Linked DNA regions of Homo sapiens: region 2 is linked to region 1. The links are chromatin contacts, found by Hi-C or POLR2A ChIA-PET in ENCODE. All regions are on one chromosome and are shown on one strand. The core of a region is the stretch at or near the end of the contact, and the rest is flanking DNA. Distances in the headings are between cores, read along the strand shown. Region 1 has its middle 350 kb from the start of LINC00595. Region 2 overlaps LOC105378379 (a long non-coding RNA gene).

Evidence for each region. Hi-C counts contacts between places; a loop is a spot of excess contacts on that map. ChIA-PET counts read pairs that join two places held with the same protein, here RNA polymerase II (POLR2A).
Region 2: a loop to region 1 is called in a map of IMR-90, with 4 times the contacts of the local background. The contact joins two enhancer-like sites. A Hi-C loop is called at or near these places in 1 of 168 maps with a recorded cell type or tissue (IMR-90) and 1 of 37 single-sample maps with no recorded cell type. POLR2A ChIA-PET finds 5 or more read pairs at or near these places in 1 of 52 experiments (SK-N-SH).

Annotation. Positions count from the first base shown.
Region 1 is chr10:78,618,800-78,625,592 of GRCh38, reverse strand. No RefSeq gene overlaps it. Among named protein-coding and RNA genes, the nearest start is that of LINC00595, 350 kb to the right of the region's middle. Within about 2 kb of position 1,777, at least 3 of the 41 ENCODE cell types and tissues checked have a DNase peak (open chromatin) inside an H3K27ac peak, as active enhancers do.
Region 2 is chr10:78,652,695-78,659,145 of GRCh38, reverse strand. The region is part of intron 3 of LOC105378379 (a long non-coding RNA gene); the gene reads left to right. Among named protein-coding and RNA genes, the nearest start is that of LINC00595, 390 kb to the right of the region's middle. Within about 2 kb of position 2,226, at least 4 of the 41 ENCODE cell types and tissues checked have a DNase peak (open chromatin) inside an H3K27ac peak, as active enhancers do.

The DNA of each region.
Region 1 (6,793 bases), core at 528-3,027:
CATGGCAAAACCTCAGGACCTGCCTTTCACCAGACAGTGCCTATGTCTCTTTGCCAATCTTGAGGGATGGCTCTTTGGAGCAATTTTTCTAGACACGGAGCTCTGGAATACAAAGAACAGGGGCTGACTCCTTTGGTGGATTTATCATACGGCAAAGTGAGCGCTCCTGGAAGACCAAGGATGTGACCCCACTGAGGCAGTCTGTGGCTCCCAGATCCAACATGCTTTAAATCATATCCTGATCGGGAACTTTCTTGAAGTCTCCCTCTGACACCTCTGTCCCTTCTCAAGTGTGCACACCAGTTTCCTGTCCCTATGGACCAGCTGGCTTAATCCTGACTCCTTCCATGGCTGCCCTAACCTCTCTATATCACAGATGTGGTCCCTACTCCCTTTGATTTGAGCCTACTGCTAGGTGACCATCTCTTTTTGTGTCTCTTTGATGAAATGCCAAGGGAGAAAATGTGATCGACCCAGCTCCTATGTGAGAGCCAGGCCCTCATGTCACTGGTTGTTGGTAGCCTATAAACTGCTGTCTATTCCTGGGCCAGTCACCTGTGTCCAGGGAGCAGAGACTAGGGTCAGTGGTAAAGAACCTGGCCATGCCTCCTCTGCAGAGTCTGGACTATGTCAGATTCTGGGCCAGGCTCTCGGGGTGCAATGTTGGGCCCCTAGCTTTGAGTTGCCCCTCACTTTGCTAGAGGGACTCCCACAGGTACACAAAGATGCCACAGCATGGTATGTGGGATGTCACTGGGCTTGGGAAGGAGATGGTGAGATGCTAAAGGAACTTGAGCTCTCCTATTCTTTCTGCCCCCTAAGGATGTGAGAGGAGCGGGAACCCCAGGGTACTGTCTGCATCTCCCCTTCACCAAGGCAGATCTAAGCAGCCCCCCTGCATGCAGGAGAGGCTCAGCCTGCCCCCTGATGCTGCAGCTCTCTCTTGGTCAGGTGTGAAAGCTGCCATTTCATGCTCATCTTCCCCAATTAACAACAGCTGGTCCTCTATAAAACCAACTGGTGAGATGGTTTGTTATTGGAAGACAATGCAACATCATTAGGCATTAATGGCTCCCAGCCTCGTTTACTGGGGCTGAGTTCGCAGGGTTAATGTGGCGAGATGTTGGGCCTCACCCTGCAGAGCTCCTCACTCCTCTTCCATTTTTAGGTGCTTTTTCAAACTTCATTTTCTGAATCATGAACTGGGAGGCGGAGTGAATGTGGTAGAAGGTCTTGATTTTCTGGAAGGGAAATGGTTCAGGAGAGGGTGAAGCCACCACTTAGAAAAAAAGAGATCATCTCAACATTTTAATTGATAGCAAACAATTCTGAATTCAGAAATGTTTAAGGAAATGTCTTTTTTGTATCTGGATTAATCAGTCTGTTTCCATCAGCAACTAGATAGGCACTCCTTTTCTTCCCTCTCTCTGACTATCCCTAGATAACCTCCTCTAGCTCATTTGAGAATTTTCATGCTCTCAGTTTGAAAGTTAAGAGGTGAGTCATGAGCTGCGTTCAGACAAGAGCCCTTTCACTGGTGATATAAGAGCTTGACTCAGAGAAATGATCTTGGACTGGCTGTGACCTCGAAGTCACACTAAACACAGGTGGCATTGAGAATAGCTTGGCTACGTTGAGTTCAAACTGGCCTGCTAATATGAAAATTTTATCATGTGCTTGTGTATTTCCTTGTGATTTAAAATCAAAGCCTTAGTCTGCATATTCCTCTTGATCTTACTAATCGTGGCCATTATGATTCCATAAGGAGAACTCCCCTTAAGTAAACAAATCAGAAATCTCCATAACAGTCATCCATTCTCTCAGCAAACATTAAGTGACTACCAGTTATATATACCAGGCTTTACTGACAAAAATATCTGCCACTCCCAACAAATGCAGAAAAACCAGATGAATCTCATGGCTTTTGTTAAAAAGAAAGTTTTCTATTTGTCCTTCCTTATTTCTTCCTCCCTTTCTTTTTTGCTTCCTTCCTTCTTTCTTTCCTTCTTTTTTCTTTTCCTCTGTGTTTATCCCTTCCTTCCTCTCTCTCTCACTACCTACCTTTCTTATTTCCTTTCCTTCTTTTTTTCTTTATTTTGTTCCCCCTTTACTTCGGATATGGTTTGGATCTGTGTCCCCACCCAAATCTCATGTCGAATCATAATCTCCAGTGTTGTGCATGGGGCCTGATGGGAGATGATTGGATCATGGAGAAGGATTTCTCATGACTGGTTTAGTACCATCCCCTTGGTGCTATTCTCTTGATATTGAGATCTGGTTGTTTAAAAGTGTGGGACACATCCCTGTTCTCTCTCTCTAGCTTGCTCCTGCTACCACCATGTAAGAGGTGCCTGCTTTTTCTTTGCCTTCTACCGTGATTGTAAGTTTCCTGAGGCTTTTCCTCAAGAAGCTGAGCATATGCCAGCATCATGCTTTCTGTACGGCCTGTGGAGTCATGAGCCAATTAAACCTCTTTTCCTTATAAAGTACCCAGTCTCAGGCATTTCTTTATAGAAAAGTGAGAATGCACTGATACACTTTCCTCTCTTCCCCCCTCCCTTTCTCCATCCCTTCCTTCCTTCCTTGCTTACTTCCTTCCTTCTTTCCTTCCCTAAGATTTCCCAAGCATTTATACTTGCTGTATACTTGATTAAGATTTAGTTTCTATGCTAAAGAAACGAGGAATTTATCATCTGCATAGAGTGGCCAAATGACATCTCTTACCAAGAAGAAGCCCCAAAGCCAGGGTTCCCAAATCCTAGTCCAGGAGAAGCCCCAAAGCCCCAAAGCCAGGATTCCCAAATCCTAGTCTGGGAGCCCTGGGTCAGCAACCAACTCTTCTGGCATGAAGTTTGGGCAGAGATCTAGGGGTGAGCCAGCAATGGTGGGCAAAGCCCCTGGCCTGAAACACTACTTCTAGATCTTTCTATGTTTACTCCCCTATTCCCTTGGTGTTTAAGCAAGTGAATCCTATCTCAACTCTGCTAAGGGTATCAACAAGGAAATATGAAATCTATCCCTGGCCAATTCTATCAGGAGAGCAGCACCCCTAGAACCAGCCTGGTATGGCAACACCCACCCCCAAGGAGAAGGGGAAACTTGGGGCCCCCTTCCAGGACCACTTGATCCAGTCCCTGTAAAGTGCCTGGAGTGAAGTTGCAGCCCTTGTGGGTTTGCGTTAATGAAAGAGGACAATCCTTCTCCTAGACCCTGAGCAGAAGTCGATTAAAAGGACTCATTGTCTGTCCCACTCATGAGATACTTAATCAAACCATGCCATGAGCACTCACATTTATTACCTTCTTGTGTTGTTCTCTAATTTTCCCTGGGAAGAAGGGTTAACCTCTAACTATGTGCTCCCCAGGGAAATAAATAGAGTCATATCTACATTTACTTTATGTCTAGAAACCAAAATTAGGACATACATTGTGGCAAAGGATTGCTGTACCCTTTCCGAGAAAGGGAAGCAATTTAGAAAATTCAGTAGTTTAAACAACAACAATATTGGGATGTAGGGCAGTCAAGTGACTTAATAGCGACTTGGGATGTCTTCCCAGCTTTTCCACTTGCTGTGTGACTGCAGGTAAGGATCCCACCTCTCTGCATGTCAATTTTCTGTTTGAAGGTGGACTGTTCTGGAGAAGAGAAGGTTGCCAGGATCATAATTCCCTGCCCCTCTCTACCTCCAGGATTCACACCTGAACCCAAGCCCAGCAAACAGCCAGGCACCCAGGAGTCCCTCAGCAAGTATGTTACAAGTGAATGCATGAAAAACAGCAGTTTATAAGTGACAGACGTACTCCAAGCGGCCACCCTGTGACCCAGGCTCTTTGCAGTAGGACTTTTGGAAATTCTTGCTAGACACGTCTTCGTCTAGATGCTGATTTCCTGCAAACCAGCTGACCTGTATTTACAGTATCCACATTTGCTTTGGAAAAAATCCAAATGTCCACTTAACTGGGCTGGAGGCCAGCATAATCTTCCTATATTGTTTGTAACCATGAGATTAATGGTGGGCCTTGGTCCGAACCTTCTGGTGACATCATTCACCTAGGGATGTCTCTTTGGTGCAGATTACAATAATGGATTCGACATTGCTGTGGCTGTCCTCCTGCTCTGTTTTAGGAGCCTGGGCTTCTTCAGAGAGGCAGCCTGGGAGACAGAGTGGCATCATCTTAGAGATAGGCTATGGTGAGGGCTAAGATCCAAACACCTTTCTCCTGCGTACCAGCTGCGTGACCTTAGGCAAGCTGCTTAATCTCTTTGAACCTCAGCTTTCCCATGTATAAGCATCATAGCTCTTCATGAAATTATTGTGAGGATTAAATAAGTGTTTCATAAATGCTTGTTTTCTACCCATTGCTACACATGCTCATTCACACATTTCTGTTACCAGTGGGAAGATGGTTGAGTGGTTCATCTGATGTTGAAATAGGACATGGGTAACAACTAAACCACAGCAATAATAAAACCAAGTCCACTAAAAAATGGGCAAAGGACTTGAATAGGCATTTCTCCAAAGAAGATATAGCAATGGCCAATAAGAACATACAAACATACTCAACATCACGAATCATTAGGGAAGTGCAAATTGAAACCACAGTGAGATACCCCTTCACACCCATTGAATGGCGACTAAAAACAACAAGAAACAAGCAGAAAATAACAAGTGTTGGTGAGGATGTGGAGAAACTGGGACCCTTGTGGACTGCTGGTGGGAATGTAAAATAGTGCAGCTGCTGTTAAAAACTGTATAGTGATCCCTCAAAAACAAAAGCATAGAGTCCCCTATGACCCAGCAATGCCCCTTCTGGGTATACAGCCAAAAGAGAGGAAAGCAGGGACTTGAACATCTATTTGTACCCCCCATGTTTATAGCAGCATTAGTCACAACAGCCAAAAGGTGGAAGCAACCCAAGTGTCCCCTTACAGATGAATCAATAAACAAAATGTGGTCTATACACACCCAATGAAACACTATTCAACCTTAAAAGGGATGGAAATTCCAACATGTGCTATAAAACAGATGAACCTTGAGGATGTTGTGCTAAGTAGCATAAGTCCAAAAAGACAAATATTGTACATGTCCACTTACATGAGGGACTTAGACTATCAAATTTAGAAATAGAAAGTAGATGCTGGGCGTGGTGGCTCACACCTGTAATCCCAGCACTTTGGGAGGCTGAGGCAGGTGGATCACTTGAGGTCAGGAGTTCCAGACCAGCCTGATCTACAAGGTAAAACCCTGTCTCTACTAAAAATACAAAATTAGCCAGGCGTGGTGGCACACCCCTGTAATACCAGCTACTTGGGAGGCTAAGGCAGGAGAATCGCTTGAACCCAGGAGGTGGGGGTTGCAGTGAGCCAAGATAGTACCATTGCACTCCAGCCTGGGCAACAAGAGTGAAGCTCCGTCTCAAAAAAAGAACAAAGAAAAAGAAATAGAAAGTAGAATGGTGGTTGCCAGGGGCTGAAATGAGAAGTGAGTTTTAAGTGGGTGTAGAGTTTTAAGGAAAAAACTCTGAAAGTTTCTTCCTGAAGTTGCCTCAAATGCAGGGACTGTATTTTCTTCATCTTTGCATGCCGCTCCTGGTATCTGTTAATGGCTTGAACTGCAGTCTCAAGAAAGGAAGCACAATTCAGCAGAAGATGGCAAAGTCCCCTGTGCACACACACAGATAATATACGTGTGCACACACACAGAGTGAGAGAGAAGCCTTCGTGGCAGCCCTGAGAATGGATGTGGGGAGTGTTGGACAGGCATGTAGGAACAGAGTCTGTGACACTCGTTCAGAGGTTTTTGAATAGTCCTGGCAAGGGCTGAGAGGGCCCTGACCTCAGCTCACTGTACACCTGTATCCCTTGTTCCTCGTGCAGGGCCAGGCAGTAATGAGCGAGTGTAAGTTCTGCAGTCAGGCTATGTCATTCCAGCTCTAGCAGTTACCAGCTGTGAGGCCTGGGGCAAGTTATTTCACCTTTATGTGTCTTGGATTCTTCTGCTGTCAAATAGAGATGATACTAGAACCACCAAGGGCTGCGGCAGGGATGGAGGGAGTCACAAGCAGCATAAAGAGGGTCCAGCCCAGCATCTGGTGTCCCTGCTCAGTGACTGCATGTGACCCACTTGCCTGCAAGGGGAGCCTCTTCCCGTCACTGTGCAGGCTCCACCCCAGCCCCTTTCTCGTCCCCTCCCCACCCAAGCCTTGAAGGAGGAGGGTGAGTACTAAATGGCCTAGATGAAAGGCTTTCTGCTGGCAATTGCCTTCATTGCCTGCCATAAAAATACATCTATATTTAAATATGCTGAGATAATTCTTAAGTTTTATTAGTACTTAAATATTTTGGCATGTTTATTTCTCCTGGAACAATTATGGAGGTTTCATTGTTTTACTTGCAAAAAAGAGACTAAATCTCCTTTTACAATAAACCTCCTGACAGGTTGAAGATGGTGCTATCTCCAGTGTGTGTCCCATTATTGTCTAGTCAGCTCCTGGGGGTGCAGAAGCAGGACTGGGGAGGGAGGGGCACGGTCCCAGAGAGGCCCCTGTACAGGGCCCTGGATGTCTCCTGCTTGTCCCACCGATCTGTTCTCTGTATTCTCTTGCTTGTACCCTTTGGCATGCCTGGGTGGGCCATGTGTTCTCTGCCTTCCAATTGAGTCCAGCCAGTGGGCAGCTGGGGTAGGAGACCCCAGGAAGGGAAAGAAGATGAGTCAGAGTAGGGAACCCTTTGACTTCCTCCCTTTGGGGTCACTATGGCCTGGCGTGCCCCTCCACCAATGGGCACAACTCCT
Region 2 (6,451 bases), core at 977-3,476, 33 kb before region 1:
TTTAGTGGGATTTGAACTGGAGTCCAAGCTGGGCACAGTCCTCTCTCTTTCTGCAACTAATGAGAAAGGAAGTAAAACATGCTCGACTGTAGGCAAAAGTCTCCTTTCTGTTGTACACACAGGGGAACAGGTGCCAGGCCATGGCCCTGACAGTTATGCAAATCAGTTGTGCAGATTTTAAAAACAAAAACAAAGGTAAACTGACTCTATCTGAGCATAACATTTTATGCAACATGAGCATAAATAACAAGATTCTTCGCTTCTTACTCTCTGGTACTCACGCAGGTGACAGCTTCGGCAGCACTGTGGGCGGAGCCATAACAGACTGGAGCTTGTGGGTCCGGCTTCTAAAGTTGCTCCTCCTGTGACCTTGGACAAGTCACACTTCCTCCTGTCTGATACCTCATCTGCTCTGTGGGGGATGTAGCTGCTTGCCTTTTTATAAGAATTAAATGAAAGACTGGAACCAAACATTCACTCCAATATCTTATTGCTACTCCAGGGCAGGAACCAGGCTCAGTGCTGTAGATGAATGTGATGGTCCTTTGCCCACAAGGGACCCCCCCACCCCCGCTGTACTGGGCACTCTCACTCCAGATTCTGTAATAGGTGTGCTCATCACGAATCCCAGCAAAGTCCTTGCAAAAGAGCACAGATGTGCAATGCAGGCATTTGCGATTCACTGAGATGAGGTGTTTGTTCGTTCTGGGCCCACATCAGAGACCTGGGTTTTGCAGCCATTGTGTTCTGGGGTCCATGAGCTGAAGAAGGGATTCTGTGAGTGATAGTCTGGTTTGCTTGAGCAAAGATCTGAGAATCTGCCAGGTAAGGTTTCAGACAGATTCCTGAAACTATTTTTAAGAAGAAGCTACTCTAGTAGTAAATGCTAAGTGAGTGTGTCTCCAGTGGGCAGGTCCTGGGATTGGCCTCCAAATGTGACAAGGAGACTTCAAGAGGCTATCAGGGGACATGGTGTTACAGTTAACATAAGCAGTACAGTGTTAGAGGATCTTGAAAGGCCCGGGCCTCCTCACTTCTATGGTGACACCAGAGAAGGCAACCAGGTTTAGACATCTCAGAGATCAAATGGTTCTATAATCACCCCCAAAAGGTGGCTAGAATGTTTTCTTCCAACCTGGAAAGTAAAATCCTAAATTCAGAAAAGACACCCCCCCCACCCCCCACCCCCACCCAGAGGCATCAGAACAGAAGGCTTGGGATGGGCTGTAGATGTCATCTGGACCATGTCTAATGTTCCAGGTGAGGAAACTGAGGAAGGAGGACTTGCAAGAGGACACACAGAGAGTTAGTAGCAGGGCTGGTTCTGAAACCCGACAAGCTGGAGAGAGTCAACCCCTGGAGATTGAGCTCTCTGAACACCAGCCAGTAGGGGGAGCTCCGTCTCACGGGTGGTGCTCAGTGTCTCCTGGCAGGGGACAGAGTGCCCTGGTTAGAAAGTGGGTTGAAGGCGCATCTGTAAATCCAAGGCTGACAGAGGAGGCCCTGTTGTCCTATATTTCTCCTCTGTAAAAGCCCCTGCCCACCCACCCCAACGAGTTCCTCCTGGGTCCCTGGGAACCATGAAAATTGTCCTGTCCAAGTTGAAGGCATAGAAGTGCCTCCTGAAACTTGTGAGTTTGTTACTCTCGGCTGGAACAATGATGGAGCATTACCTGTCTAAGCACTCTCAGGGAGAGCATTGGCAGAGTGGCTTCCGGGTTACGGGGAGGTGGAATTCAGAGTGGGCATAGGAGGGCATTTTTAACCAGAGAAACGTGTCCATTCACCTTTGCAGACATTTACTGAGCACCTACTATGTGCCGGGCACAGGACTTTCACCATCCCAGACAGCTAATCAATGCCACGGCGGACAACCTTCCTTCTGAATGTCAGCCGCCCAATCCTGGGCTTTGTGCTGGCTCTCTTTCTTCCTCACTCTCTTTCTTTCTTTCTTAAGCCACCAACAAAACTCTGACCTCTCCCCACACACACAATGCAGGCAGTCACTCATGCATTAACAACCACCAGGCCCCAAAGGTCGTTTCTATGACAACCCCGGGGTCCTTAATGACCCTGGCAGGCCAATGATTTTGTTTTGTTTGAGAGTGAAGGAATAATAAGTCAGTCCAACTCGCTCGGGCGCTCGCCTCTCTCCCCGTCGCCCCCCTCCGCCGCCTCCGCTGATATACTGTTCATTATCTGGCTGCTGCATCAGCTCCAGAGACGGGGCGGCAGCCAGCTCTGAAAGACAAGAGCCTGGCTGCAGACAAAGAGCTGTAAAGGACCGAGTGTGCCCTGCATCCAGGGCTGCCCGGGGTTCATTAATTCCATTGCCCGCTAGAAAGGAGAGTGGGAGCAAGGGCCCTGGGGTCCTTGGTTCCTAGAGTCCAATGGCACCAGCATGAACCCCAAATCACCGTGCAACTCTTCAGAAAGAAGCGTGTGTAGGGCCCTGTTGGGAGACCTCTCTACCCAGGAGGTGTGCCCAACTCGCCGCCAGCCAGCACAGCTCCCGAAGGCGAGACGTATCATTTTAATGATGGGTTGAACAAGGCAATTAATGTGCAGCCCCACCAGCTTCCATATGGATCATCAGTAACTCGGGAGGCTGGGCCTGATCACCCAGACAAAGGAGGGCAGCATGGCGTCCCAGCTGATTCCCGTCCACTGGCTCCGGTGGGGCGTTGCCCTCTGGGTTCTCCAGTTCCGGATTTCTGGTTCTACCCTGAGAAACTTCCTGGGGAGGAAGCTTTCATTGTCTTCTGATCTTGGGGCAAATAGGCCTCCAGCTTGTCACATTAATTTTCAAACGCGATGTTCGGCAGCGTGGGATTTTGCTAGCAGACACTTGGAATTATTTTTGTTGTGTGTGCACAACTGAAATCCCCTAGAATAAGTCATTATCCTCTTTAAAAAAAAAAAAAATCAGCTCCTACTGGCTGCCTGGTGGCCCAATCAGCTGACTCATTTTCCATCTTTCCCTGAAGTAATTAGCGTTTTCATTTTTCCCAACCTGCCTATTAGATAAACTCCAGGATCCCATTCAGTGGAAGCACATTTTTGTGAGTTGACTTGCCTCAGCCTCTCCCCAAGAAACAAAAGAAGAAATCTGGAGAAAGGCACAAAGAGATGTGTGATTTAGGCTCCTGTTCTCTGACATGGACTGTTTATTAATCAAGGAGATCGATAAAGGGGGGTGTGCTGTGGCCAGGGTAGGGGGGCACCGTGGGTGGACACCAGCATCAGCTGTTGACCCTAGCACAATAATGGAAAAGGGTATTTGGTCATTCAGTAAACAGTTACTGAGCACAAACCCTGGGGTGCAGAAACACAGTGCTGCTTTTAACAGTGGCAGCACCCGCTCATCCCATGCCCTCTCTAGGGTTCATTTCTCCTCTGTTGAGTGAGGGGCTGGCTCTAGATGAGAAGTGGAAAACTCTGGGGTTGCATGGGCCAGGAGACAGTGTCAATGGGGGTGTGCAGTGGGCCTGGGCATGAGGACTTGGGCAGGCTGGAGGGCATTGAAACTGTCTAAAATGGGCAGCCACAGGTCAGCTCCAGCACTTGCTGTGTTCCAGCATGTAAGGGCAGGATGGCCACATCTCCTGAGGGTTTCAAGAGAAGACAGAATTTGGAATTATTAAAACGTGAAATCTGCACATTTTTAGATGTTTTCAAGTAAATCTAATTTTTTAGAAGATTATGCTGGTCAAAGAAACACATTTGGATGAAGCAAGTGGTGCCAGGACCACCAGTTAGTTGCTGTGCTCTAGACTTTTGTGATTTCAAGTGCAGTTGAGTGAGCAGGTATAGCAGCAGCTGCTGGAAGCTTGCGAGGCATGAGGATTCTCAGACCTTGCCCCAGATCCCCTAAATCATAAACTGGATTCTCCCTATGCATGTTAAAGTTTGGGAGGCAATGCAGTGAACACTCAAGGTCTTTGAAATGGGCTGCGACAACTCTAGCATTTTCTCTGAGTACGGATTTGCTCACTGTACCTCCTGTGCACACCTTTCATTGCAATCCAGGTAAGAAAAAAGTCCCATCAGAGTATGAGAGACCAAAGTGTGTGGGCTCAGCCAAGGGGCCCTGGGGGCTTGTCTGTTCGAACCTCTTCCTCAGCAAGGGGAGAATTCAGCTGTCCAGTACAGAGAGCTGTTTATTCTCTTCTCCAGGAATGGGGCTGCTGAGTCTCATCATAAATGTAATATTTTTCCTTTCCTCATTTCCTATAATTTGCAGTCATTGGCACAACTGACCATGATTCTTTCCTGAAATTCCCTCCTCCATTGGGTCCTTCCTCCAATGGTCCCTGAACATTATCCTGGTTTGTAGCCCAATTATTCTAAAGACTTTAGTCTCCTCTTATGTTTCTCCTTCCTTCTCTAACATTCTAAATGCAGGCTGTTCCCAGATCTTCTGCTGTCTTTTTCTGTCTCCATCACAAGAGTGTTCCTCTAAGCACTTGGACTTCCAGATCCACTCTCTTGGCTTCCATCTCTCTGAGAGGCAGTGGTACTTTTCAACTGCTTGGTCCCACTTCAGGCTGAAATAATCAAGAAGGAAAACATCACCCTTGCCCTAGAGCTCATTCTACTCCTGGTTGCATGCTCACTTTTAGTAGCCTCATCACTCAGGTTCCAGACTGGACAACAGCCAGGCATAACAGAAGGAAGTGAAGTCTTTGCCTGGTGCCGACCATTCAGCCTAAGTTTCACGTGGACTACTCTAGGAGTAAGTGATCTACAAATTGACAAGTCAGCAAGTTGATTTTATGAGCTTACCTTGTTTTCAACTCTCTTATTATTAACATTTATTTTCCACCTTTCTCTGGTCCAAATCCAAAAGTTGCCAAATGTAGTTGATCTGACCTCCTGGATCTCTCTTGCCACATGCCACCTCTGTTGCCCTACACTGCATCCTCACCTGCGTTGCTGCAATCACTTCTAGGGTTGAGCCTTTCCAGGGACCTCCAGGTTACTCAGCCCAAGGAATAGTGCTAAATGAAACTCTGCTTGTTTAAAACCACCAATGTGCCCTCATGCCTCCTCAAGGAAGCCCAGAGTCTTCATCTTGACTTTCAAAGCCCTTCACAACATGACCTCAGTGTGTCCTGCATGCTTCTGCATCACACATGCCAGATCCTCCAGACAAGTGAAAGCTGTGAGTTTTCATGCTACCAGCTAGCCCAGGACACTTCCAATAGCTGGAATGTTCTCCTACTATCAAGTTCACCTAAACACCTGCAAGTTGGTTCTGGCTCCCTGAGGCAGCAGATATCTCCACTCCTCTGAGTTCAGTGCTACTTTGTTCCTTCCCCCTGTGTCACATCATGGCTATTGGTATTAGTCAGCTCAGGCTGCTATAACAAAATACCACAGACTGGATGAGTTAAACAACGGGGGTTAATTTTCTCACATCTGGAAGCTGGTAGTCCAAGAACAAGGTTCCAGCCAGTTCGGTGTCTGGTGAGGCTCTCTTCCTGACTTGCAGAGAGTCACCTTCTCACTTTCCTCAGTGCATGCTCAGTTTGGGGTGTGGGGTAGGGAGCACTCTCTGGTGCCTCTTCTTACAAGGACACTAATCCTATGGGATCAGAGCCCCAACTTTATGGCCTCAATTAATTTTATTTACTTCCTTAGAGCCTCCGTCTCCAAATACAGCCACACTGGGGGTTAGGGCTTCAACATATGAATTTGAGGGAAGCATAAACATTCAATCCATAACAGGTATCTTGCATTAGTTGTTTGTGTGTGCATCTTATTTCCCCTTCTAAGTCCTAAGCTTTCCAAGGACAGCATCTGTGTCTTGTATATTCAATGATACCATTCATATAATAGGTACTCAGCAAATATTTGTTGGATGAATTTGCCAACAAAGTCTCCACCACCCTCTTCTGCATCATCTGAACCCCAATAGTCACCTGAACGGCGCTGGGGCTTTTTACTTCAGTGCCTTTCCCATTATGCACCTTCTCTGTTCACCTGGAATGCAGGAGTTAGCTCATCCAATACTTCTTTTAGAAACTCTATCTGATTCTGTCAAGTACATTGAGGGATTCTCATCAGCCTGGTGAGCACCTGCATCTCTGTATTTATTGCTCATATGCAATATATGATCCATCTCTTCAGGGGAGTTCCTTAAGAGCAGAGATTGGGGCTTTTTATTCTTGTGTACCCAGCGCCTGGCATGTTGCTTGACAGCGAATAATAGCACAATTAAATACTCATTGAAAGAAGGAGTGAATAAAAACAGGAAGTTTAAAAAAGATTTTCCTATCATTCCTATAACCTACTTGAAATTGCCTTTTAAAAGCAAATTTATTATAACATTTCAGACAATTACTTTACATGGATGTTCACAAGATATTCTTATTTCAGATCCCATGACAATGGGAAAAATGATTAGTATACAGAGAAGATGAAAGAAGGGAAATTGGAGATGTATATT